Regions from separate parts of the Homo sapiens genome. Here regions 1, 2 and 4 are each linked to region 3. A link is a contact called in ENCODE Hi-C or POLR2A ChIA-PET data. All regions are on one chromosome and are shown on one strand. The core of a region is the stretch at or near the end of the contact, and the rest is flanking DNA. Distances in the headings are between cores, read along the strand shown. Region 1 overlaps TRIP11 (thyroid hormone receptor interactor 11). Region 2 holds the start of FBLN5 (fibulin 5). Region 3 overlaps FBLN5 (fibulin 5). Region 4 has its middle 23 kb from the start of CATSPERB.

Region 1 (6,419 bases), core at 3,751-6,250, 110 kb before region 3:
GGGCCTTGTGTGAAAAGTATGAAGACAGATGCTTATCAGGCACTAAATATTTAATGAGAACCAACTACTTGGCTTCCCATTAGGTGCTATATGAGATACTAGATAGTATCCCTTTTCCAAGGAGTTTAGCTAAGGAAATGACACATCGTGTAGATACCCCGTAGGTTAGTAATTGAAGACAGTGATGCACAACAGTGATCATAAGACAGGGCATATTTAGTTCCTCCAGAATCCCATTAAGGGTCAGGCAGCATTCCATGGAGAAAAGGAACTTGAGTAGAGACATAAACCAGCAGTAGGGAACTGTTTAAATATTTCTCCCTGTCTCCCTCCCCCTCTATCCCTCTTCCCGGGAAAGTAACGAAGAAAATAAATCCTACGATCCTAAGTACTATAGTTTAATAGACAGTGTTGGCTGTTAAAAGAATTACTGCTATCCTTCCTTTTAAAAAATTATTCTTTCAGCATTTTACCTGAAAGTGTTCTTCAATACAGTTCCAAAGACTTCACATGCCATCCCATATCCAAACTCAGTAGAGTGGCCTATGAAGCACATATGACAGTGGTTTTCATTAACTACTCTGAGCTGATCAGAGTTCAGAATTCCATGGAATTGCTATTGATGAGAAATTATACACCTGTGACTGAACCATTAAAATGCATTATCTTGCTATATTTATGGTCAAATTTGACATTTTCCTTTCCTTCTTGTTCTCTGCCATCATCCTTGACATAAATTCCTGCTAATTGAAAATGATTTGGCCGGACGTGGTGGCTCACACCTGTAATCCCAGCACTTTGAGAGGCCAAGGTGGGTGGATCACCTGAGGTCAGGAGTTTGAGACCAGCCTAGCCAACATGGTGATACCCCATCTCTACTAAAAATATAAAAATTAGCCAGGCATGGTGGCTCATGCCTGTAGTCCCAGCTTCTTGGGAGGCTGAGCCACAAGAATTGCCTGAACCTGGGAGGTGGAGGTTGCGGTGAGTTGAGATCACGCCACTGCACTCCAGCCTGGGCAACAGAGTGAAACTTGGTCCCAAAAAAAAAAAAAAAAGAAAAGAAAAAAAATGATTGGATAAATTGAAATAAAAAGCACAAGATATTGTTATTTTGATAACTATGATTCAGAAAGGTGGTGAATTTTATGGTGTGCAAAGAAAAGTGAGTTTTCATAAGCAATACAAATTTAGTTCTAACATCAGGAAGATCTTTTGGTCTGTCTGCTAGTTTATACCTGTATCTGAAAGGGCAGCATAACTGATTTTTTTTTTAAGAAGGTTGAATGACTACTTTTAAAAGTCTCCTAAGAGTTGAGAATGGAAAATTTCCTTGGACCATTTTTTAAAAGAAAATCTAGAAGAATGTATAAAATGAGTCCCAGTAAAACTTACTGTAATATGAAGCATAAAAACATGTTTTAAAGCTACAGATATAAAAGAAGCTTAAAATATTTTTCGTGGAACTACCTTTACGGTGCTGGATGGTAAAGTTTTTATTTTAAATAAAGACATTCCGTTTTCCAGGACATGATTTATACAAGAAAACATATAATGTCCTGTTGAACACAGGCCAAATACATTCCCAGACGCTTTGTTACCCAAACCTTTTGAGAGATTTCTTTATAGATGTTTTTGGCAGAAGTGGTGATTTTAGAGGAAACATATAAGAAGTACCAGATGCAGTTTTCTGAGTTGCCATAAATGGTTAAAAAATTATTTTGATGATATAAACATCTGGGTATACTAGACAATGCCAAAATATGAGTTAAGAAAAAAGTGTATGTCAATTAGGTAAATAATTAAACCTTTTTCAACTGAACTGTATTTTAGAAATTGCAGTTTAAAAAAATTCCTCTAAGTTTAAAGGGAAAAGTAAATGATATAGCAATAAGAATGTTTTGAGTTAATGTGTTTTGTGTCCTTGCCCTTATTTCTTTATGTATGGATGAGTTCATAATTCAGAACATAAATTGTTCTTTTTGTCCAGTGTTCTGTTCTTTGCAGATATTCTCTTTTCCCAGAGAAAATCAATCATTATTTGACTTACTTCTCAAATATTCATTGTTTATTTGCTGTGTGCTAAGCACTGCAGTAGAACTAAAGATATAAATAAAGACAGGAGACAAGGGTCCTGCCTTCAGGAGGTTTACAGTCAGGCAGGAAGGGAAGATGACATGCATCAAATACATGAAACAAATGGTTTAGAAAGGAAAGAGCTATCCTTTGTACTTGGTGTTGGTAGCATGGAAGGGTAGACAAGGTTAGTGAAGGGCTCACTTGAAATTACTTGAATGGTGAATAGGTATAGCTAAGAAGGCAGAAAGTTGGGGAAAAGTGTTCTAGACAGAGGGAGGAATTCCTGTGAAACTGTGTGTCATAATCTGGAAACTGGCTGAAGATACAGTTGACTAGTAATGACCAAGGGTGGTGGGTATGTGTGCACATGCATGTGTTGGAGTGGAGTGCTGAAAAGGTGGAGGTAGAAGTGGGTTGCCGTGTGGAAATAAGAATCTCTTAGTATGGATCACAAACACAAATTGTAAACTGAGGCTATGATGATAATATAAAAGAGCACATGAAACTAGGTAAAGACTGATCATTTGAAGTGTTTCTTATGGAGGCAGCAGATTCTCAGCTCCGCCCAGCTGCTGCCATGCAGGAATGTGGGCCCAGTGTTGCCATGTCTTCAGATCTTTGAAGAGACCCTGGATATCTGCAATTTTTTCATGAAATATCTCATTAAAAAATTAATTTCAACTTGTGGATTCAAGGGTACCTGTACAGGGTTACTTGTATAGGTTTATTACTGCTTGACACTGAGGTTTGGGGTACAAATGATCTTGTCACTCAGGTAGTGAGCATAGTACCCATTAGGTTGTTTTTCAGCCCTTCTCCCCCTCTCCCTTTTCCCCCTCTGGTATCTCCAGTGTCTGCTGTTCCCATCTTTATGTCCGTATGTACCCAATGTGTGGCTCCCGCCTGAAAGTAAGAAAGTTTGTAACACTTTTAAAATTAAATATATATTCTGTCTCACATGCCAGAGGAGTAACAAGTATATAACCACTCATAATATTTACTCTTTTTAAAAAATTAGTTCTGTTTCAATATGGAGAAATATAGTTCAGATTATCTGAATTCATAATAAAGGGTTAAAGGAAGAGAATGGTGAGGAAAAATAAATTTGATTTGGTTATATTAAAAATATTTATATAAAATCAAGTGTACATAGTAACTCTGGTGAATAATCCAAATTTGGTCTACAAATAATCCAGTAGACCTCAACCAATCACAGATTCTGATCTAGTGGAATTCAGATTAATGAAGTTATACTGTATTAATATAATTCTTTTCCTGTGAGTTCATTGCTAAGAAGTAGAAGTTTATTTTTATTTTTAAGAGGCAGGATCTTATTTTTTTTTTTTTGTGGAGACGGTTTGTCTATGTTGCTCAGGCTGGTCTTGAACTCCTGGCATCAAATGATCCTTCTGCCTTGGCTTCCCAAAGTGCTAGGATTACAAGAGGCATGAGCAACTGGGCCTGGCCTAGAATTTTAAAAGATACTTTTCACTCAGCAGTGAACAATTATGATTATGGGACAACAAAACATTTACCATATACTCTAGACCTTCAAATTCTGTGTTGGATACAGTTGAAAATAATTGAGTTAAAAGACAAAGCAGGGCTGGGCACGGTGGCCCATGCCTGTAATCCCAGCACTTTGGGAGGCTGAGGCAGATGGATCACTTGAGGTCAGGAGTTGGAGACCAGCTTGGCCAACATGGTGAAAGCCTGTCTCTACTAAAAATACAAAAAAATTGGCCAGGTGTGGTGGCACATGCCTGTGATCCCAGCTACTCAGCAGGCTGAGGTGCAAGAAACGCTTGAACCTTGGGAGGCAGAGGTTGCAGTGAGCAGAGGGTGTGCCACTGCACTACAGCCTGGGTGACAGAGCGAGACTCTGTCTAAAAAAACAACAACAAAAAAGACAAAACAGATGCTTGTAAAGCTTAACCTCAAATTGCAAATAGTATAATATCTTTTAAAAATATATTATTTGGGCCGGGTGCGGTGGTTCACACTCGTAATCCCAGCACTTTGGGAGGCTGAGGTGGGTGGATCACTTGAGGTCAGGAGTTCAAGACCAGCCTGGCCAACATGGAGAAACCCCGTCTCTACTAAAAATACAAAAATTAGCCAGGCGTGGTGGCAGGCGCTTGTTATCCCAGCTACTCGCGAGACCGAGGCAGGAGAATTGCTTGAACCTGGGAGGTGGAGGTTGCAGTGAGCTGGGGCGCCACTGTACTCCAGTCTGGGTGACAGAGTAAGACTCTGTCTCAAAAAAAAAAAAAAAAAAAAAAAATATATATATATATATATATATAATATACATATAAAATTTGATGTTAAAAGTGATCTTGTATAACTTGAAATTCTGTAATAAAAAAGATCTAATTTCTAGCTTTTGCTTTGATTATATTTAATTAAATGAAGAGGTTAAATTTCCTTATTAGGTTTAATATTGTATCAGATTTAAATTTAGTTTTAAGGTATCCAGATGCAGATAAGACACCAGATGCAATTTATTTATTGACATATATATATGTATGTGAAATCATCTTTCTAACATTTTTTTCTTCCTTCTGTTGACTCCTTGGCCTCAAAGATGACAAACATGCAAAATGGAGGGGGGAAAACCTCACAAAATATTAACATTAAACAGAGTAATATATGTGATACTGATTCAGGCTAGATTGAAATATGAACTTTTTAGTTATTTTAAGAAATTGGATGATAAGTACTAATGCTTTATGTAGCACTTTACTATTTAGAAAAGTCACATTTGATCATTCAGTTGATTCTATCAAATTCTTTGAGATAAGCATGTTCATTTTACAAAATAGGCAACAAAGTCTGGCCCTGGTGATAGGACCATGATTCATATCCACTTCTGACTCTCAAGTTCTGTGTTCCTTTTTTTTCTCAGTCAGGTGACTGTTCAGTAAATCTGACTTGGATCTTGCCTACAGGAGCTTACTCATGAAATATCCAAATGACTTTGTAAGCAGTATGATTCATTTTAAGATGTAGTATGATTCATTTTAAGATGTTCTCTGAAGGCAGCATTGTAGTGTACTGTCATTAATTACAAATGAAATGTAAAATTATGATGTGCCAATTTGTTGCAATCAATTACATTTTATGTTCAATTTTTATTTTAAACCAAATGTTGAAGACCATGGCACCATGTCTAGGTGTTCCAGAGAAGAGACTCTGATATGGCAAGTTTTACTATGTCACAGATGTAGAGTAACTCTTTCTCCAAACTAGACTAAATCTCAGTTGCTTTATTGCTGAACTTTTAAAGTTCCCCCCTCCACCTTTTTTTTTTTTTAACTTCCAAAAAATTATTTTGGCATGTGAGATTATTTCACAGAAATATTTTATTTGGCTTAAAACTCATTTCTGAATAACCATATTTTCCCTGCCCATATAAATACAGTTCTGATTTCAAATTGTGGTTTGAATTAGGGTTCAGTTTTTGTAGAGAAATATTCAGAATCTCTGATGGGAGGAAAATAAGGGTGCTTGAAGAAAAAGAGGCATCTGTAGGGACCTTTGTAGTAGGTGTTTGACTTTCTTTTCCTTTCCAAACCCCTCATAGTTAATACCATCCTTCTAGCACCGTCCCTTAAATTCTGAGTTTTTCCCCCTAGACTCAAATATCAGAGTACATTCTAACTACTGCTTGAGTTTGCAACAGCCCTTTGCATTCCACATCACATTAGCTCAGGGACAAACTGTATGTTCTGATAGTGAGTTTAGGAAATTTTAACCCTGTCATTTTCGCCTTAAGGATGTTTTGACTCTACCTTTCTGAATACAGAGACTTTAATAAAAACCATACCAATCTTAGTAAGTTTTCATCAAGAAAGTATTTTTGATTTGGACTTCTACGCAGTTTGATTTCTTGATCAGTTTTTCATAGAGCAAAGTTAAAATTTTCTACTTTATTTTACTAAAATTTTTATCAGGCTCAGCTCTGCTTTGTGAATTTTACTCTGAAGATGTCTGTCATTTCACTTTCTCTCTCTCTCTCTCTTTTTTTTTTTTTTTTGGAGACAGGGTCTCGCTCTGTTGTCCAGGCCGGAGTGCAGTGGCACAATCTGAGGTCACTGCAATATCTGCCTCCTGGGCTCAGGCGATCCTCCCGCCTCAGCCTCCTAAGTAGCTGGAATTACAGGTTCATGCCGCCACACCCGACTAATTTTTGTATTTCTTGTAGAGACAGGGTTCTGCTATGTTGCCCAGGCTGGTCTCAAACTCCTGAGCTCAAGCAATATGCTTACCTCGGCCTCGCAAAGCACTGGGATTACAAGCGTGAGCCACTGCGCCCAGCCTCTCTTTTTAAAATAAGA
Region 2 (5,827 bases), core at 204-2,703, 76 kb before region 3:
AATATATTGGAAACCCTTCAATAGCAGTGCATACGGAGCTGTTTCAGTCTTTTTTTCAAAATAAGATATAACATACATAAGACTTCACAAATATTAAATGTACACACCCCTACATAACCAGCATCCAGATCAATCATTAGATTATTACCAGCACCCAGAAGGGGCTGGGCTGCCTCCCAGTCACTATCTGACTTTGAATTTTATATAAATGGAGTCGTTTGATGTGGACTCTTAAGTGTCTAGGTTTTAATTGGTTGCACAATAGTCCCTTTGGAAGCCCCTTACTTTATTTAACCCTATTGGTGCCTTGCTGATCGACCTTAAAGGTGTTTATAATCTTTTGCTTTTACAAACAATGGGGGGATGAACAACCTTATAAACATAAGGTATTTAAAAAAGTGTTTTACAGGAAATTTCAAACACGTAAAAGGAAATAGATTAGACTAGTATAATGGACACAGCTTCAACAACTATCCACATTCTGTTATTCTCCTTTGGGTAGAATTCCATTTACTTACCCCCAAAAATGCCTTAGGGAAGGCTAAATATGTAGACTCCAGAGGCTCAGCTGTACCAATGAATAGCTGCGTGACTATGGGGAGGTTACCTAACCTCTCTTATCTTCACCTCTAATAACATGGAGATGATCATTCCTACTGCTTAGAGTGGTGGTGAGGACAGGGGACCTGGATCAGGGCTTTTCGGCTGCAGGTAGGAAGATGCAGGTGGAAGCAGATGGGATAGGCCACAGTCCATCCACTGGCGTTTTATAGAGTGAGTGCCTTCTGTAAGATTTCATTGACAAAAGTACTCCAATGGCTTAAAAACAAACAAACAAACAAACAAACAAACAGGAAAAAGAAACAGGTTGAAGCCTCCACTAGAATGAATGCAAAGGACTCAGCATGTCTTATGTGCTGTCTCCACCATTCTGCTTTTCCAGACTGTCCCTTCTTCAAATCACCGTTTAACTTGTTAAAATCACTTTCGAGCCAGGGGACACTTTTCCAGGAAAGCGAGAAAATGCCAGGGAGAATCGGGGAATGAGGGCGGGGAGAGAAAAGCGTCCTAAGACTTGCATTGCACAAGCTGAAGTCTGGAATTCGCACCAGCGGGATTCCATCCTCTTCCCCCCCACCCCACCCCGCTGCTCCCCACCCCTTCTTCGGGAAGATCGCGACTCTCCCGTCGCTCGCCCCAAGCCTCTGCTTCGTAGGTTCTGGTTTCCCAATCGATCGTGAGTTTCTAGTCCCTGGAGCTGCGTGGGTCGTGAGTTCAAGTCCCTTTCCTTCCGGAGGCGACAACGTTCTCGCGGGTCCCCTTGCCACGCAGCGCGGGCGTGCACGCCCCTCCCCGCCGGGCCGCGCTGCCAGCCCCGCCCCGCCCCTGGGTGGGAAGGTCAAGGGGCCCGGGCCCTCCCAGCCCCCGCACCCCTGCGCGCGCCCGCCCCTCGCCTTCTGCCCGGGCGCTCGCAGCCGAGCGCGGCCGGGGAAGGGCTCTCCTCCCAGCGCCGAGCACTGGGCCCTGGCAGACGCCCCAAGATTGTTGTGAGGAGTCTAGCCAGTTGGTGAGCGCTGTAATCTGAACCAGCTGTGTCCAGACTGAGGCCCCATTTGCATTGTTTAACATACTTAGAAAATGAAGTGTTCATTTTTAACATTCCTCCTCCAATTGGTTTAATGCTGAATTACTGAAGAGGGCTAAGCAAAACCAGGTGCTTGCGCTGAGGGCTCTGCAGTGGCTGGGAGGACCCCGGCGCTCTCCCCGTGTCCTCTCCACGACTCGCTCGGCCCCTCTGGAATAAAACACCCGCGAGCCCCGAGGGCCCAGAGGAGGCCGACGTGCCCGAGCTCCTCCGGGGGTCCCGCCCGCGAGCTTTCTTCTCGCCTTCGCATCTCCTCCTCGCGCGTCTTGGACATGCCAGGAATAAAAAGGTGGGTTCTCGGCGCTGGACTTTTCTTTCTCCAGGGTCTGGAAGCCTTGCTAAAAATCCGATGGGTGGAAAATGGTTATGGCTGCGATTCAGGCGGTGTCAGGATATTGGAAAAGGCATGAGCTAGTGATGCAATGATATTGTTAATTATAAAAAGCTGCGCCTCTGTAATTTCCATCTTGAAGCGTTCTTTTGGGAGTGGGTATTTTCTAATACAGTTTCAAAAGCCAGCATCAGAGAGGGCTGCGAAATTCTCAGCGCTTCATTCCTCTTTCTTTTCTGGAAAGGGCAGCAACTTTGTCGTTTTAAGGGATTTTTGTATGTATTTTTTAAATTTCGGGAGGCCAATTACTAGTTCACTAGCAATTACTGCGCCGCATCGGCTGATAGACAAGCAGACAGGCTAGCTGAACACCGCGGGGCTGGATTTGCTCTATGTTTGTGTGGGATTCTCACAGAAGTTTCAAGCCAATGAGAAGTGGGAACTGCAGACAGAGATACATGTAAGCAAATGTTTTGCTATTCTTTAAGGAAATTGCAATTACAGTTAAGTAATCCTTAAGTCTTGGAGAACTTTACCTAAATGACACCCACAGTCTTTATTCAGCGAGCTCTTGAAAACATACTGCTTTGAACAAATTAACCTTGTGTGCGTATGTATGTGTCTGTGGGGTGTGTGTGTGTGTGTGTGTGTGCTGAAAACTAAGCTGTAACAATGTCATCCTGGATTGGGGACCAGCACTTCTGTGACAGGCAGTCCTGGTATTTGGTTGGTCTCTCCGGCTTTCCTTGTGTTTCAGGCTGAGGCACAACACCGGCGAACCCACCTGCTTTAGAAAGTTCCCAGGACCGGTTATGAGCACCAACCTGCCTCCCCCCAGCTATTCTTATAGTTAGTTCATTTTTGGAGTTTCCAGGGTTTTTTTTTTTTAATCACAAGGTGCAGCTATTCGTGATGCTGTGAGGCAGTAGTGCTTGGGTATTCTTTCATTTTAGGAAAATCCTATTAGCCTGGAACCTGTTTGGCCCCCAGGACTCAGCTGTGGCTCTTCCAAGAGGCTGGGCTTGAGGCAAGACCTGTCCCAGGGCTGCCTCTAGCCAAAGGGAATGGGGCTGCGGGGAGTAGGGGGAAAGATGGGGTTAGCATGCCTTTTCAACTAGCTCTTGAAGTCCACTGTGTTGCAGTCAGCCTGTTCTTTCTCCAACATAAACGAGACAGGGTTTTATAACCAACTGAAAGGAAACTTCATGTGAAGAAACAGGAAAACATTGAAATTCATAATACACAGACTGGAAAATAAATTTGTTATTGTTCTTTCATTCCTTCCAGATATAAATCTGGCCATGGCAAATATCAAAAAGCCCTGGGATTTGGCTCTGCACTTTATAAGGTCAGAGCTGTCTCCAGCGTTCTAGAATCTGGCTCACCCAGGCACTTACATGAAAACTTGTGGACTCTCAGCGTCCTTATTTTTTGGATTGGGGACTCGATAAAGGAAATGGCCTCGCATCTCCTAAGATCGTATCAGGGCCCTATTCCCTCTGGATGTCAGCTTAACTCCAGGTCCTCTAATACCCAGGGTTGCTGATGCAGATGGGCCATGTGTCCTGAAAGGGAGGGATTATATTGTTGTGGTGCACGTTTGTAGTAACGGGCCCCAGAATTCAGCCATGTCCCCAGGTTCACTGCTCTGTTGAAGAAGCCTTCAAGATCACCTTCTCCAGGAAGTCTTGTTGCTACCCACAGCCTGGTTGTTATGGCACCCAATAGGTATTTCTTTCCATGCCCTTGCCAAGGTGTATGGACATTGTCGTGGCTCCCCAACTGGTTCTCAAGGGTAGTGGTTGTTTCACAGTTCTGTAGCTCCTCCATCTGGCATCCACACCCACAAGCAGTAGTTGCTTGGATAAACTGCTGTTGAACTGAATAATAGTACTAGATAACGCTCTGCTTTTGTTTAGATTTTCTTTTTTTTTTTTTTTTTGAGACGGAGTCTCGCTGTCTCCCGGGCTGGAATGCAGTGGCGCAATCTCGGCTCCCTGCAACCTCTGCCTCCTGGGTTCAAGTGATTTGTCTGCCTTGGCCTCCAGAGTAGCTGGGACTACAGGCGCCTGCCACCACAGTCGGCTAATTTTTGTATTTTTAGTAGAGACGGGGTTTCACCATGTTGCCCAGGCTGGTCTCAAACTCCTGACCTCGGGTGATCCACCCACCTCGGCCTCCCAAAGTGCTGGGATTAGAGGTGGGAGCCACCATGCCCAGCCTGATTTTGTCTTTTTTTCTACCATAACCATTTTGAAGAGTCTAGTTCAGTAGTGTTAACTGCATTCACATTGCTGTGCAATCTCCAGAACTCTTTTCACCTTGCATGACTGAATCTCTGTACCTATTAAACAATTCCCCATCTTCCCCTCCCACTAAGCCCCTGGTTACCAACATTCCACTTTTTGTCTCTGTAATTTCGACTACACTAGGTGCCTCGTATAAATGGACCCATGCAGACTTTGTCTTTTTTGTGAGTGGCTTTTTTCACTTAACATAATACAGTCAGGGTTCATTCATATTGTAGCATGTGTCAGAATTTCCTTCCTTTTTAAGACTGAATACTATTCCCTTGTGTGTACAGACTGCATTTTGTTTATCCATGTATCCATCGAAGGACTGCGTCCACCTTTAGGCTATTGTGAATAATGCTGCTATGAACACAGGTTTACAAATACCTGTTTCAAGTCCTTGCTTTTAATTTTTTGAGGGTATATACCTAGAAGTAGAATGGCTGGATCACATGGAAATTCTATGTTTAGTGTTTTGGGAGTCATCATACTGTTTTCCATAGAGACTGCACCATATTTACACCAACAGTGCACAGGAGTTTCACTTTCTCCACATCCTCCCTAACGCTTGCTCTTTTCCATTTTTTAATAGCCTCATGAGTGTGAAGTAGTAGAGATTTTGTATTTTTATTTTGTTTTTATTTTTTGAGACAGAGTCTCGCTTTGTCTCAGAGCGTGTACCACCATGCCTGGCAAATTTTTGTATTTTTAGTAGAGAGACAAGGTTTCACCATGTTGGCCAGGCTGGTCTCGAACTCCTGACCTCAGGTGACCTTCCTGCCTCGGCCTCCCAAAGTGCTGGGATTACAGGCATGAGCCACCACACCCGGCTGCTTTTGTATTTTTAAAGCAATCTTGCTGGCCACAATCTTACTGGATTAAAGCCTGTGCGTGGCGAAGGGCAGAGTTGCAGACTCCCAGAGCATCACTGTCTTGTGCATGGCAGAACTGAGCCCAGGGTGCGTGACTCCTCCTCCTGTTTTCCCGCGGGTTTCATTTTCCCTGGGCTGTGCAGGTTCCCCGAGTCCTTTCCTCCATCAGGACCTGCTGGCAGCAGTTCCCGCAGGCCACACTCTTCAGGGGACAGGGCCACCCCAACCCATCCACTGATGGGGGATTTTCACACATGTGGACTCAATGCTCTGGTTCAGTGACTTCCTGTGACACCTTTCTTTGGTGCCACTCAAAGTGCCTCACATTCTCACTTTCTTTTCCTTTCACTGTTTGAGGGCATGATGATGGCTTATTCACTCTGTAATCATGTCAGCATAAAGATGTTCAAAAGTCAAGCACATCTCGCATAAAGAATAAAGACCAAGGAACTGGTTAATACCATAGTGGGAGGTTTTAGCTTTTTTGGGGGGTGGGGGGAGGACAAGGTCTCGCTCTGTCACCCAGGCTGGAGTGCAGTGGTATGATCTCAGCTCACTGCAGCCTCAAACCCCCTGGGCTCAGGTGATCCCACCTCAGCCTCCTGAGTAGCTGGGACTTTAGGCGCGTGCTATCATGCCCAGTTAATTTTTTTTTTAATTTTGTAGAAATGGGGTTTCACCATGTTGC
Region 3 (6,267 bases), core at 1-2,500:
TTAAGAGGTGTAGGAAAGGTTGTAGCCAGATGCCTGGCATCATAACCACCACCGTCATCACTGTCGCCACCATCCTCCTCCTCCTCATCTTTTCGCACCACCAAGCCTACTAATGCCCACGGGCTCTCAGGGGTTTATTTCATTAATGCCCTGGCTCTGCCCTAAAAGCCGAATGTGGAGGTGGCTGTCCTCAGCTCTTGTGGCAGGTACTTGAGCTCTTCCAGGTGCTTGTGGGTAGGGTGGACCCAGGTGGAGGCCGGACTCACCAGCTTCTGCAGTTACTTCCAAATGGGAGAGTCTAGGATTTCAAATGGGATAGTTGAGGATTCTTTCGTACTCAGGAGACATTTACCAGGAGAGCCCAAAGGAACAACTTGGAAGTTTGCACTTGCCCCCTTCTCCCTTCCAGACCTTGGGCTCTGCAGATCTCCCTCTGGAGGGCTGTCCCTAGCTCAGGGTTCTCAACTCTTGGTCTTTGTTCACGCAGTGAAAGCTGGTGAGATATTTGTATATGTAAAGGCTGCAGGCATTTCCTTGTGTGGCTTTACCCTCTGAAGCCCTGGCCCAGGGCTCAGGTTTCGTAAGGGCTGACAAGGAAGTCCAAGAAATCTGCGTGAGGAGGTGCCAATAACGTGGATGCTGACGGGAACAGGAGGAACCAGTGCCAAGAGGAAATTGTGTGGCTGTCAGGCTGCCGATAGCCTCATGGATAGGGGAGGTCCCAGCGCCTGGCCTGCACCTGTCTGCCAGCCCCACCCTTGTCTTACTTGTGGTGGCTCTTGGGGATGTTCAGAACTTTATGGGGCGCCCTCCTTTTATGGAGACAGATAAAACATCTAGTGTAGCTTTAAACCAGCTAGGTTCCTTTATTTTGCAGAGACTGTTGCTTGCAGCTTCTGGGCACAGGGCTGGGCTCTGCAGTGTATGGGAAGTGATTGTCCAGCCCATCCCTTTTCTTCTTCACACTGTTTCCTCTAACAGTGCCAATATCTGTCCCTTGCACTGACCGCGAGCATCTCTCATTAGGTGGGTGCTAGGAAGAAGTGAAACACACATCAGCCTCTTCTGATACCTGCTGTGCAGTGAAAAAAGCCTGGGGCTTGGGGTCAGAAATACCTGAATGGAAGCCCTTGGTTCTGCCCAAGACTAGCTGGGTAACCCTAAGCAATTATTTAACCTCATGGGACCTCAGTTTGCTTACTTATAAAACGGGGAAGTAATGAGTCATACCTTTCATACAGCACTTAGACAAGGACAGCCAGGGCCCCCCCACCTGGGTCCTGTGCTTTTAGATCAATATTTCTCAATACTTAATGTGCACACAAAGCCCTGGGGATTGTGTTAAGCCACAGATTCTGGCTCAGTAGATCCTAGCCCTGAGATTCTGCATTTATAAGAAGCTCCCTGGTGATGCCCATGCTGCTGGTCCAGGGACCACACTTTGAGTGGCAAGGCCTTTCAGGGTTTTATGAGAATTTTTTTTTTTTTTTTTAGCTGGAGTCTCGCCGTTGTCCAGGGTGGAGTATAGTGGTGCGATCTCTATTCACTGCAACCTCTGCCCCCCAGGTTCAAGCAATTCTTGTGCCTCAGCCTCCCAAGTAGCTGGGATTACAGGCACCTGCCAACATGCCCTGCTAATTTTTCTAGTTTTAGTAGAGATGGGGTTTCACCATATCAGCCAGGCTGGTCTCCAACTCCTGGCCTCAAGTGATCCGCCCACCTCGGCCTCCCAAATGCTGGGATTACAGTTGTGAGCCATGGTGCCTGGCCATTTTATGAGGATTAAATAAGCAGATGTACATAAACATGGTTAGAAGAGTGCCTCACACATGATGGGTGCTCAGTTGATGTCATTCCTCTCTGCCTTCCTCCTTGAAAGTTTTAGAAAAAGACTCAGTGGAGGAGAGAGTTCACGCGAAATTATTAGGACCACAGTGATCAGGTTACAGAATGGTGAAGCTGGAGATGACTCTAGGGTGCCTAGAGGGGGGTTCTTAAATTCCACCTTTCCCAGGCATCACCTAAAAATATACTGACATAGAAAATCTTGGAATGGGCCCCTGGAATTGTTAGTTTAACAAAAAAAGTTCCAGTAGCCTTTGATGCCTTTTTTTTTTTTTTTTTAAATTACTGATCTGGTCCAAACCCTCATTTTATTTTTCCTCAAAAACGTTTTTTAAAACTTTTATTCCACTTTCAAGAGTACATGTGCATGTTGGTTGTATAGATAAATTACTGTGTCGTAGGAGTTTGGTGTATATATGATGTCATCACCCAGGTAATAAGCATAGTACCCAGTAGGTAGTTTTTCAATCCCCTCCCTCCTCCTGCCTCCCACCCTGAAGCAGGCCCTGGTGCCTGTTTTTCCCTTCTTTGTGTCCATGTGTATGTACTCAATGCCAAACCCTCATTTGAGAGATGAGCCCCAGAGGGGTGAAGTGACAGCCCTAAGCCATGCAGAAGTTTCAATCAATGATTCGTTCATCATTCAATATATGTTTTCTGAACACCTTCTGTGTTCAAGGCACCATGCTGGCTTCTAGGGGGACTCAGTGGTGAAAAGCCTGACCCCAGTACCTGTTCTTACAGAACTCATAGCCTAGTGGGAGCCTAGATATCAGACACGGATCAGGTAGACAGTATGGACAATCATACATGGTCATAAATGCTTTCCATCCTGTACAAAGTAAAGGCTGCAGCGTCAGAGGTCGCAGGGGGACCTGACTTAGATTGGGGAACCAGAGAAGGCTCCTCTTAGGAAGTGACCTTTCAGATGAGACCTGAAGGGTTTGCAGAAAAGAACCAGGTGGAGAGTGGGCAAAGCCAGGGAAAGAGCATGGCACAGTTGAGGCACCGAGGGGGTGCCAGTTTGACTGACGGAGGCAAGGGAGCGCCCAGGTGGGGCTGCAGGGCCACCATGCAGGCCTTTTCTCACTGGTGTTCCCCGGTTCTGTCCATAGCAAACGGGCCCCATCAGTGCCACCCTGGTGATGACACGCCCCATCAAAGGGCCCCGGGAAATCCAGCTGGACTTGGAAATGATCACTGTCAACACTGTCATCAACTTCAGAGGCAGCTCCGTGATCCGACTGCGGATATATGTGTCGCAGTACCCATTCTGAGCCTCGGGCTGGAGCCTCCGACGCTGCCTCTCATTGGCACCAAGGGACAGGAGAAGAGAGGAAATAACAGAGAGAATGAGAGCGACACAGACGTTAGGCATTTCCTGCTGAACGTTTCCCCGAAGAGTCAGCCCCGACTTCCTGACTCTCACCTGTACTATTGCAGACCTGTCACCCTGCAGGACTTGCCACCCCCAGTTCCTATGACACAGTTATCAAAAAGTATTATCATTGCTCCCCTGATAGAAGATTGTTGGTGAATTTTCAAGGCCTTCAGTTTATTTCCACTATTTTCAAAGAAAATAGATTAGGTTTGCGGGGGTCTGAGTCTATGTTCAAAGACTGTGAACAGCTTGCTGTCACTTCTTCACCTCTTCCACTCCTTCTCTCACTGTGTTACTGCTTTGCAAAGACCCGGGAGCTGGCGGGGAACCCTGGGAGTAGCTAGTTTGCTTTTTGCGTACACAGAGAAGGCTATGTAAACAAACCACAGCAGGATCGAAGGGTTTTTAGAGAATGTGTTTCAAAACCATGCCTGGTATTTTCAACCATAAAAGAAGTTTCAGTTGTCCTTAAATTTGTATAACGGTTTAATTCTGTCTTGTTCATTTTGAGTATTTTTAAAAAATATGTCGTAGAATTCCTTCGAAAGGCCTTCAGACACATGCTATGTTCTGTCTTCCCAAACCCAGTCTCCTCTCCATTTTAGCCCAGTGTTTTCTTTGAGGACCCCTTAATCTTGCTTTCTTTAGAATTTTTACCCAATTGGATTGGAATGCAGAGGTCTCCAAACTGATTAAATATTTGAAGAGAGCTTGTGTTTGGTTCATTTTGACATCATAGACGAGTCAGCCTTTGGGGTTCTAGTTCTGTTTAAACCTGTTTATTGTGCGCTGGCTTAGAAAGCTCTCCAGAGAGCTAGGGCATTATCTGTGACTCTGGCAAATTGATGGGAGGGGGGCGGTGGGGCAGAGAAATAGGGGTCGTGGGGAAGTTAGGGGGAGGCATCATCCCTGAGTCCTGTTTCATCTGATTAGAAAACAACCAACAATCCTTCTCTTACGTAGATTATTTCCGGTGCTCCTGCAGAACAGGAATGTATTCAAGTTACTTTAAACCAGTGGCCTTCAACCCTGGCTGCATAGACGGATAACCAGTAGAACTTTGGAGGAAAGATTGATTCCCCGGGACATGCCCCCAGACACTCTGATGTCATTGGGCTTAGGTAGGGCCCGGCCATCAGGATTTTTGAAAACTTGACTATGTAGCCAGAGTTGAGAATGTATTGTTATAAACCCTAGAAAGAGAGGTGGACAGATGGGGCTGGAGCCCTAGCTGCCTTGCCCTCAATGTCTTTTCTGCTCATTGTAGGATACATTATTCTTTTCCTGGTCAGGGCCTCTGGACATCCTTCAAGTCTTAGAACCCTGTGCAGGGGCCAAGAGAGTCAACATTGCAAGTCACAGGAGAACAGGTTGGGATGGCTGTCTTTATGTGCCATCCCAGGAATCAACCCAAGGCTTCAGGAAAAAAGTGCACTCCCTGATAGCTGAGGTGGAGTCTACAGATCCATCTGAGGGTGCTCCCATCCTACCTGTTGGTGAGGTATTCATTAAGGACCCCCACAGTGCCTATCAGGAGTTGTGTCCTGGACCCCTAGTCTTAGTAGGCATTCCACAGATCCTTGTGATATGGACAGGAGACAGGGAAATACTGGGTAGAAGAGGGTGGTTCCCTGGCAAAGGCCCCACCCTCAAGCCTGGGTACCCATGGCCCTAAATGAGGACAGCCATTCCTGTTTTCATCCCTAAAAAGTTGCCTTTTGGCCTGCCATGTCCCCTATCCTGTACCCATATAAACCCTGAACCCCAGGCTCCAGGCTCCAGAAGCAGACGGGGAGACAAGAAGATGAGCAGACATGAATGGCAGAAAAGCACGGCAAAGAAGGAGAGAAGAGAAGGAACATTGGGAGGAATTCGACTGGAGACGATCTGAAAACTGGCCACTGGATGGCCAAACTCCAGGGGAAGATCATCTTCCCACTCCATCCCCTGTCCAGCTCCCCATCCATCCTACTTAGAGCCACCTCCACCACTCAATAAAACCCCTGCATTCATCCTGCAAATCCATGTGTGACCTGATCCCTCCGGGATGCTGGACAAGAGCTCGGGATACAGGAAACTGTCACACTGGCCCTCTGCCCTGGCAAAAAGGGAGAGGGTCCACTAAGCTGGTTAACGCTTAAGCTGTCCACGGATGGCAAGGCTGAAAGACTGCACTGTTTCAGTGCCTACTCGGGCTTTGGAAGTCACAGACACCGACCCCGGGATGCTGTCATGGGGCTGGGGCCCAAAAGTGCTCACCCTGGTTCCTGCACCTGCCTGTCTGCGTGCTCCCCTTCCCATAAGGGGTTTTAGCTTGGGGTGGCTGAAGAGAGAGCCACACCCCTGTTGCACATCCTGTGAGGGGGCCAGGGAATTCTCCTGTTCCACTTAGTAGTATCTTAGGCCTTCAGTGGAAGGAAACAGCATGTTCCACGCCCTGTAGCATCCAAGAAGCTGCAAGTCCTCCCTCCTCACCCCAAGAGCATTTCTCACACCCACACCACACACCTCACTTTGCTGTTGGCTGTGGTTATTTTTTTCTCTAACTAAGCACATCTAAACCATGCCTAGTTGTGGTTCTTCAGTCAGGGTCAAGTGGTGTTAGCAATCACATCAGCACCAAATGGCTCAGGATGCTCTGGTTTCAAAGCTTATAAAACAGAGGGTGATTCCCTTGGGACTCACTCAGCTCGGCTCCGAAAAGCAAAGGCCAGAAGGCAGCAGTGAGCCTGGGTCCCTGCTGTGTAGGGAGACTCAGGGGCTGGGAAGAAGGATGGAATCAGAAATGCTGAAGGTTTACGTGAGCTTTGCACCGAGCGCCTCCGAACCACTGCCTCTGGGCTCAACAGAACACAGGGGTAAGTCTCCATGAACTTCTCAAAAAGAAAACTGGGAAGCTTTCTGTCTTGATGATTTGAGGACCCACTGGTTTCAGAGGTGCCACATTTGGAACCAGATCCGAGTCTTTAAGGTTTGTGTTTTATTTGTTCATGTCAAAATGTGGCTTCCTGCTTCTAAGAAAAGAAACTCAGGCTCATAAA
Region 4 (6,500 bases), core at 1,033-3,532, 120 kb after region 3:
TATAATCCCAGCACTTTTGGAGGCCAAGGCAGGAGGATCCCTTGAGCCCAGGAGTTCAAGTCTAGCCTGGGCAACATAAGGAGATCCTGTCTCTACAAAAAAAAAAAAACAAAAAAACTGTAGCTAGGCATGGTGGCATGTGCTTGTAGTCTCAGATACTCAGAAGGCTGAGGTAGGAGGATCCCTTGAGCCCAGGAGTTCAAGGCTGCAGTGAGCTGTGATTATACCATGGCACTCCAGCATGGGTGACAGAGCAAGACTTTATCTCAAAAAGAAAAAAAAATACTGTGTTTCTGGTTTGCAATTATACTGAGTATTCCAGATATGAAGTGACCAGCTCATAGCACTTGCAACAAGATTATTCTCTTCTGTAGTCTGGTTGCTATATTTCTAATAATGTGACTCAAGATTTCATTCATTTTACCTCTGGACTTATCACTCTTTGAACTTTACGGTTTATCACTAGGTCTTTTTCTCTAAATGAGCTATTGTTAGGCCAGTTTTCTTCTTCCTCTTGCAATCCTGTTTTTCAGTGGTTGATGGCATTTAACCTAACGTGGATTTTCACATAACAATTGCTATTTTAAAATGTTATTAGTTACTTAACCCATATGATTTATCTTAGAACCACAGAACCTCAGAGCTAAAATGAACATTTTATAATAACAAACCGGGTCCAAAATAAATGACTTACATAGATTTATAAGGTAATTAATGACAGAGCTGAGTCAAGGATTCATGTTTCTTGATGCCTAGTTTAGTAGTCTTTGATGCAACAGACATCAAGTACATATTATATCTAGAAGTAATGTATTAAAGATAATCTTTTGGCTTAAATCATTTTAGAATGTGTAACATCCTTGTAATACAAGTCATTACCCATTTCAACTAGAGAAGAAGATATATAGAAATATCAAATGTTAACAAGGTAATAGGCCATTGCTTTTGTGTAATTCAAAATTTGATAATGATTTTGTTCTTTGCCCTAGTTATTGATAAAATTCTTAAAGTGAACATTGCCCTACTGCCTATTTCTAGGTGCTGTTCCCTTTAATAAGTATATTTTGAACATCATTTGTTTAACCCTGTTTTAACCAATTAGAAATCTATCTACTTGAATTATGTTCATTCTCTTCCCTATGTATTCTTTTTGAGTAACAAAATGAGATTATTTTAATATGACTAGAAAGGAAATATATCTTAATATGAGGGTGTACAAACTTTTGTTGTCTTAAATAAAGATTGACATGTCAAATCTGTAAAGAATAAAAGTAGACCTCATTTTTAGGTTTATTATTTTTTAAATACCACAAATGACAGTAAAGTTGCCTTCATTTAAATTGGTACCTTCAGTTACCCACCACCCCCAACCACTTCAATAGTTAAATGCATCTTACTTAAACATATTGGAAAATTTGGAGTAGAATCTTAATTAATGTTAATTTCATGTCTTTGATGATATACAATGTCCCTGCAAGATTAAAACATGATAATGGGAGTAACAAAAAATCACTGTTATTTAGTTTTTTAAATTTTGCATTTAGTGACTTTGAACAGTACAAATCAACTTAAAATGTATGCTTTGCTACTGACTATAACACTGACAATTGTATCATCAAGAGCAAATACTCAGCTTTGAGACCTTGGATCTAAAAAGCTAAAACTCTGCATTTCTGTTAAACATGTATTGATCTGGCAGTTGACAGCAGGTTGTCAAAGTGCCTTATGGTGGAAGTTGTAATAGATGATATCTACGTCCTCCTCTAATGAGTGAGTCTACCAAAGACCATGGAGAGGAAAATGTGCCTCTTATTGCCTGACTCCTGATGAATAAGACTTCAGTGAAGTGCAGAAAACAGGCCTCTGCTAGGTCTATCCATGACAGGCAAGTTACCCAAATGAAAACCTTGGGCTCTGTCTCAGCTGTCACCCTAACTTTCAAGTGACAGCAGCTAGCCTTTCAAAGTTCTAAGCACCTTTGAAGAGTTTCTGATAACACATTTAAAAGTATTATCACAGATGAAAGAGAATTCATTATGTCAGACCTACCTCAAAAGTTTTAAGTTTGTTCTTAAGTCCTTTCAGAGAAATTAACAATCCAGGAATAAATCTTTTAATTTACCCTACCTATTGTGGTTACTAGTACAAGGCACCTTTCTGATAATGAAACAGAAATCCTTTCATTCCTGGAATTTCCTGTTGGGAGTGTAGAGTTTTCTGAGCAATATGTAACGTTGGTTAGTTACGCAATATGTTGGATTTTACTGCCAGCTTTGTTTAAAAAGGGTGTGAGAGGCTTTGACCAACAGGAATGTGAAGTCAAAGTTAAGTATGGCATCATCTTACCACCTGTCACATGAATAAACCCGGATTCATAAGCAAATATGTTATACATTTAAGTGTTTTTATTAACTCAGATAAGCTAACTATAAAATAGTTTTATCTTTACCTGTATATAATTTGGAGAAACTATCTTTTTCCCTCCAGGAAAATGTTAGTGGAGAAAAATTGGTCCCCAAAGTTGCATACAAAAGTTATTAAACATGTGAGGGAGGTTGTCTTCAGTGATTGCAGGGGAGATGGATGGATCTGGAGATATGCTCATAATATATTTAAATCCCAGTACATGGGTGAGAGTCAAGTCTTCAGCACTATGGCAAACCTGCTAAGATTCAGGCCCCTGCTCTCTCCTCTGTCTCTAGCTACTTGGATAGGTGCTTAGTTCTCCCACATAACATTTCAAGATCTGTTTAGAATAACCCCTCCCAATCTTATGCAGAAAAGCATCCATATGCTGTTTTTAAGGATATAGAGACTATGTTGTAGTCTCCTTCAATAATACATTACCTATTTTTAATAACTTTAAGCCTCAGAAATTTCTTAGGTTAATATCTAATCTAATTTTCTCTGTAAGGCAGTTCTCAACCTTAGCACTATTGACATTCTGGGCTGGATAATCCTTTGCTGGTGGGGAGCAGGGGGGACTTGCCTGTGCATTATGAGATAGATGTTTGGCAGCATGCCTGGGCTCTACTCACTAGATGCCAGTAGCACCCTGCTCCCGGTTATGATTGCCAAAAATGTCTCCAAACATTGTCACATGTTCCATAGGGGTCAAAATTGCCCCTGTTTGAGAACCACTGCTCTAAGACAGCATAGAATGTTAGATAACTGTCCAGTTTTTATTTTCTCTTTTCCACTTGGCTGTGATTTACTTGAGATCTCACTTAAGAGGTGAGACTGGAACCTGGGTTTCCTAACTTCACTGTTAGTTTTTTTCCTAACACACCATGCTTTCTTGGTTTAAGATGCTCTGATACCCTACTTATGGGCTTGTCCAGCTATGAGTTCTGTTACAGTATAGCTAACCATTTAGTAACCTACTCCACATTATGCACATAAAATCTGTAGTTCTCCTTAATATCCACTTGTACATATTGTTTTGGCTTGTTTCTCCCAGAAGCAATCCTGAAATGGGAATTTGTGTAAAAGCGGCTTATTAGGAGGTGTTCTCAGGAAAAATTGGTAGAGGAGTGGGGAAGTGGCCAGGGAAGAGAAGGAAACAAAACAATGGTACAATGTCAGGCAAACTTCCAAGCAAGTAATTTTAGCTCAGTCCCCCTGGAGAGCCCTGGAGACAGTGTAGATCATATCTCAGAACTGTTCCAATCAGGTACAAGAGAAAAAAACTACAGTGTGCATACTTCCCTGCCCATCAGTCATTGTTTGAGGTGGAGTTTCTTAGCCTTGATACTATTGACATTTTGGGGGTAATTCTTTGGTTTTTTTTGTTTTTGTTTTTGTTTTTGTTTTTGTTTTTTGTCTTGGGAGTCTGTCCTGCGCATTGTAGGCTGTCTGGCTACAATCTCTGGCTTCTATGTGTTAGATGCCAGTAGCCTCCCAGCCACCTTTCCCGGCCCGGTTATGACAACCAAAAGTATCTCTAGACACTTTGACTCCTGGAGCTCAAAGTCACGTCCTCATTCAGAACCACTGGTTTAAGTGTCCCTGGGGAGATGTAAATTTCCAGGAAATTTACTCAGGCAAAATGGTCTTTGGCAGCTTAAGAGCAGCCCTCTGACTGACACTGGCATTGGCTGTGGGGGTGAAAGCACACCAGGAGCCATGTGCGTGAAAAGGTTAATGAATTCCAGTAGCTATGGTTGGAGTGCTGATATCATGTGCTACCTGTATATTGACTTATTAAATTTCTCCTTTTCAGCCATGTGAGCATATTTGATATAAAGGCACAGTTTTCTTTGAAGGGCTTTTGGTGGACTGAGTCAACCCAGTGTGCCACATGTTATAGTCAGTGCCACTAGAGCAGTATCTGACTCATCCTACTGTTGCCATTATACACCATAAATACCTCTCCACTGAGGCTAATTTTAAGCTCTGTGGAATTAGTTTGATCAGAAACCTGAATCAAGAAAGAATTTCATAAGTTGGAACCATTCCTGCTAGACTAGACTTACTGATTTTTGTTTCACTCTAATGACAGAAAATCAATGTGTTTTGGCTGTGTTTTTCTAATCTTGAATCTATTTTTGTTGTACCTGCTGTGCCCAATTTACCATTCATTCATTCAAAAAGTGTTTACTGAGTGCCTAATATGTGCCCAGCGCTTTGCTTGGTAATAGGAATACAATAGGAGACAAAAGAGAGATGGTTGCTGTATTAATGGAACTTCCAGTCTAGTAAGGGAGAAAGACAAGAAATTAGTTACAGTTCAAGGAGCAGGATTGTCTGAAAATAGCCTTGAATTCTCACTCTAGGTTTCCTGGACTGTGAGAACGGGGGAGTTCTCTTCTATGTCATGGGAGGGGCTGTGCTCAAATCTTATGAGACTGGTGGCTTTGTCTTCCCAGCAGAGGTGATTTCAACTTTGCAGGAAAGCTGGCATTCTTAAACAACTCCAGTAAGCAGCCTGCTGGGCTGTCAAAGTCAGACTGCCTGGCACCAAGTGTATTCCTCCAATGTTAAGGCTGTATAAACAGGGAGAATAGCAGAGAGGCCATTGTCTCTCTAACTAGAAGCAAATCCCCATAGTATTGGTTCTTGTAGGAGGAGAATGAGATACCCATATCTTTTGTTCTCTCACTAACCGTGGCATTTTACTTGTAAGTTTTCTCTTTCCCCAATAAAGTATATCTTTAACCCATGCTATGTAATGTGGAGTTTGTCTTTAAACCTACATAAGTGCTACAAAGAAAAAAAGCAGATTTAAAGGATGTGCCAGGTACTTCGGATTATTCAAGTGATCAAAAAAGCTTGTTTGAGAAAGTGACATTTGAGCTGAGACCTGAGCTCTGAGAAAGCAAATCACGTGAAGATCTAGAACAAGAGCCTTCTAGGCAGAGGAAGAATATGGAAAATCCCTCAGGTAGAGAACTTGATATGTTTAAGGAATTGAAAGAAGACTAGTTTGGGTGGCGGAAGCATAGAGATAGAGGGAAGGGAGAATGAAAGCAGCGTGAGATGAAGCTGGAAAACTTCAAAATACAGTATGGAGCCAGATCATAATAAATGGCCTCGCTGGCCGTGATGAGGAGTTCTTATTTTATCCTAACTGCATTGGGAAGCCATTGAAGCAAATTTCAAAATACTCGCTCTGATTTAGGTCTTTAAAAGATAATTGTCATTCCCATATGGACAATGTTTAGAATGGGAGCAGAGAAATCAAGAAAGCAGTGTAGTAGTTTGATAGATGGTAATATGGTTTGGATGTTTGTCCCCTCCAAATCTCATGTTGAAATGTAATTCCCCTGTTGGAGGCAGGGTCTGGTGGGAGGTGTTTGGATCATTGGAGTGGATCCTGTATGAGTGGCTTAGCGCCATCCTCTTGGTGATTAGTGAGTTCTTGCTCTGGTAGTTCATGTGAGATCTGGTCGTTTAAAGGTATGGCACCTCCCACCTCTCTCTTGCCTCCTCTCACCATGTGACGTGTCTGCTTCTGTGTCACCTTCTGCCATGAGTAAAAGTGCCCTGAGACCTCATCAGAAACTGAGCAGATGCCAGCACCATGCTTGTACAGTCTGCAAAATGGCAAGGCAATTAAACCTCTTTTCTTTATAAGTTACTCAGCCTCAAGTATTTGTTTGTGGTGATGCAACAATGGACTAACACCGATGCTGATTGCTTTGGCTAGGGTGGTGGCATCATAAGTGGAAAGAAAGGAAGAGAGGTGATATAAATTTTGGAAGCACAGGATGGAGGGATGAGATAAAGGAAAGAATCAAGAATGACTCCCAAGTTTTTTTACTTTTGCTACTGGGTAGGTGATGAGATGAAGGAACTGTGGAGAAGGAGAAGGTTTATTGTGGTAGGAGGACAGGATGAAAACTTCCATTTTGATCATATTGAACTTTAAGTGTGAGACATCCAAAGATTCAAGAGGGCAACTGGATATATAGGATTTAGTTCAGAGACCAGATTTGTGCTGGAAATATAAATTTTGGAGCCATTTGTATACACATGATAATCAAAGCCAAGAGCCTGGA

The links. A loop is a pair of places that touch in the nucleus more often than their neighbours do. ChIA-PET counts read pairs that join two places held with the same protein, here RNA polymerase II (POLR2A). Pooled maps may share reads with other maps.
Region 1: a loop to region 3 is called in a pooled map, with 3 times the contacts of the local background. The contact joins two enhancer-like sites. A Hi-C loop is called at or near these places in 8 of 50 pooled maps. POLR2A ChIA-PET finds 5 or more read pairs at or near these places in 5 of 52 experiments (CD4-positive, alpha-beta memory T cell, activated CD4-positive, alpha-beta memory T cell, activated T-cell and 2 more).
Region 2: a loop to region 3 is called in a pooled map, with 2.8 times the contacts of the local background. The contact joins the promoter of FBLN5 here to the enhancer-like site in region 3. A Hi-C loop is called at or near these places in 3 of 50 pooled maps. POLR2A ChIA-PET finds 5 or more read pairs at or near these places in 6 of 52 experiments (B cell, BJ, T-cell and 2 more).
Region 4: a loop to region 3 is called in a map of Calu3, with 5 times the contacts of the local background. The contact joins two enhancer-like sites. A Hi-C loop is called at or near these places in 1 of 168 maps with a recorded cell type or tissue (Calu3) and 3 of 50 pooled maps. POLR2A ChIA-PET finds 5 or more read pairs at or near these places in 3 of 52 experiments (WTC11, activated T-cell and naive thymus-derived CD4-positive, alpha-beta T cell).

The regions. Positions count from the first base shown.
Region 1 is chr14:91,978,957-91,985,375 of GRCh38, reverse strand. The region is part of intron 16 of TRIP11 (thyroid hormone receptor interactor 11); the gene reads left to right. Among named protein-coding and RNA genes, the nearest start is that of FBLN5, 34 kb to the right of the region's middle. Within about 2 kb of position 5,000, at least 2 of the 41 ENCODE cell types and tissues checked have a DNase peak (open chromatin) inside an H3K27ac peak, as active enhancers do.
Region 2 is chr14:91,943,320-91,949,146 of GRCh38, reverse strand. FBLN5 (fibulin 5) reads left to right here and starts at 1,453. Exons shown (of 11, transcript NM_006329.4): 1 at 1,453-1,934. The coding sequence starts at 1,918.
Region 3 is chr14:91,867,079-91,873,345 of GRCh38, reverse strand. FBLN5 (fibulin 5) reads left to right here. Exons shown (of 11, transcript NM_006329.4): 11 at 2,961-3,935. The coding sequence ends at 3,122. TC2N (tandem C2 domains, nuclear) reads left to right here and starts at 5,810. Exons shown (of 12, transcript NM_001128596.3): 1 at 5,810-6,084. RefSeq lists an enhancer at 5,595-5,644. Within about 2 kb of position 1,250, at least 27 of the 41 ENCODE cell types and tissues checked have a DNase peak (open chromatin) inside an H3K27ac peak, as active enhancers do; they include B cell, where a contact is called at or near this core.
Region 4 is chr14:91,751,518-91,758,017 of GRCh38, reverse strand. No RefSeq gene overlaps it. Among named protein-coding and RNA genes, the nearest start is that of CATSPERB, 23 kb to the right of the region's middle. Within about 2 kb of position 2,282, at least 7 of the 41 ENCODE cell types and tissues checked have a DNase peak (open chromatin) inside an H3K27ac peak, as active enhancers do.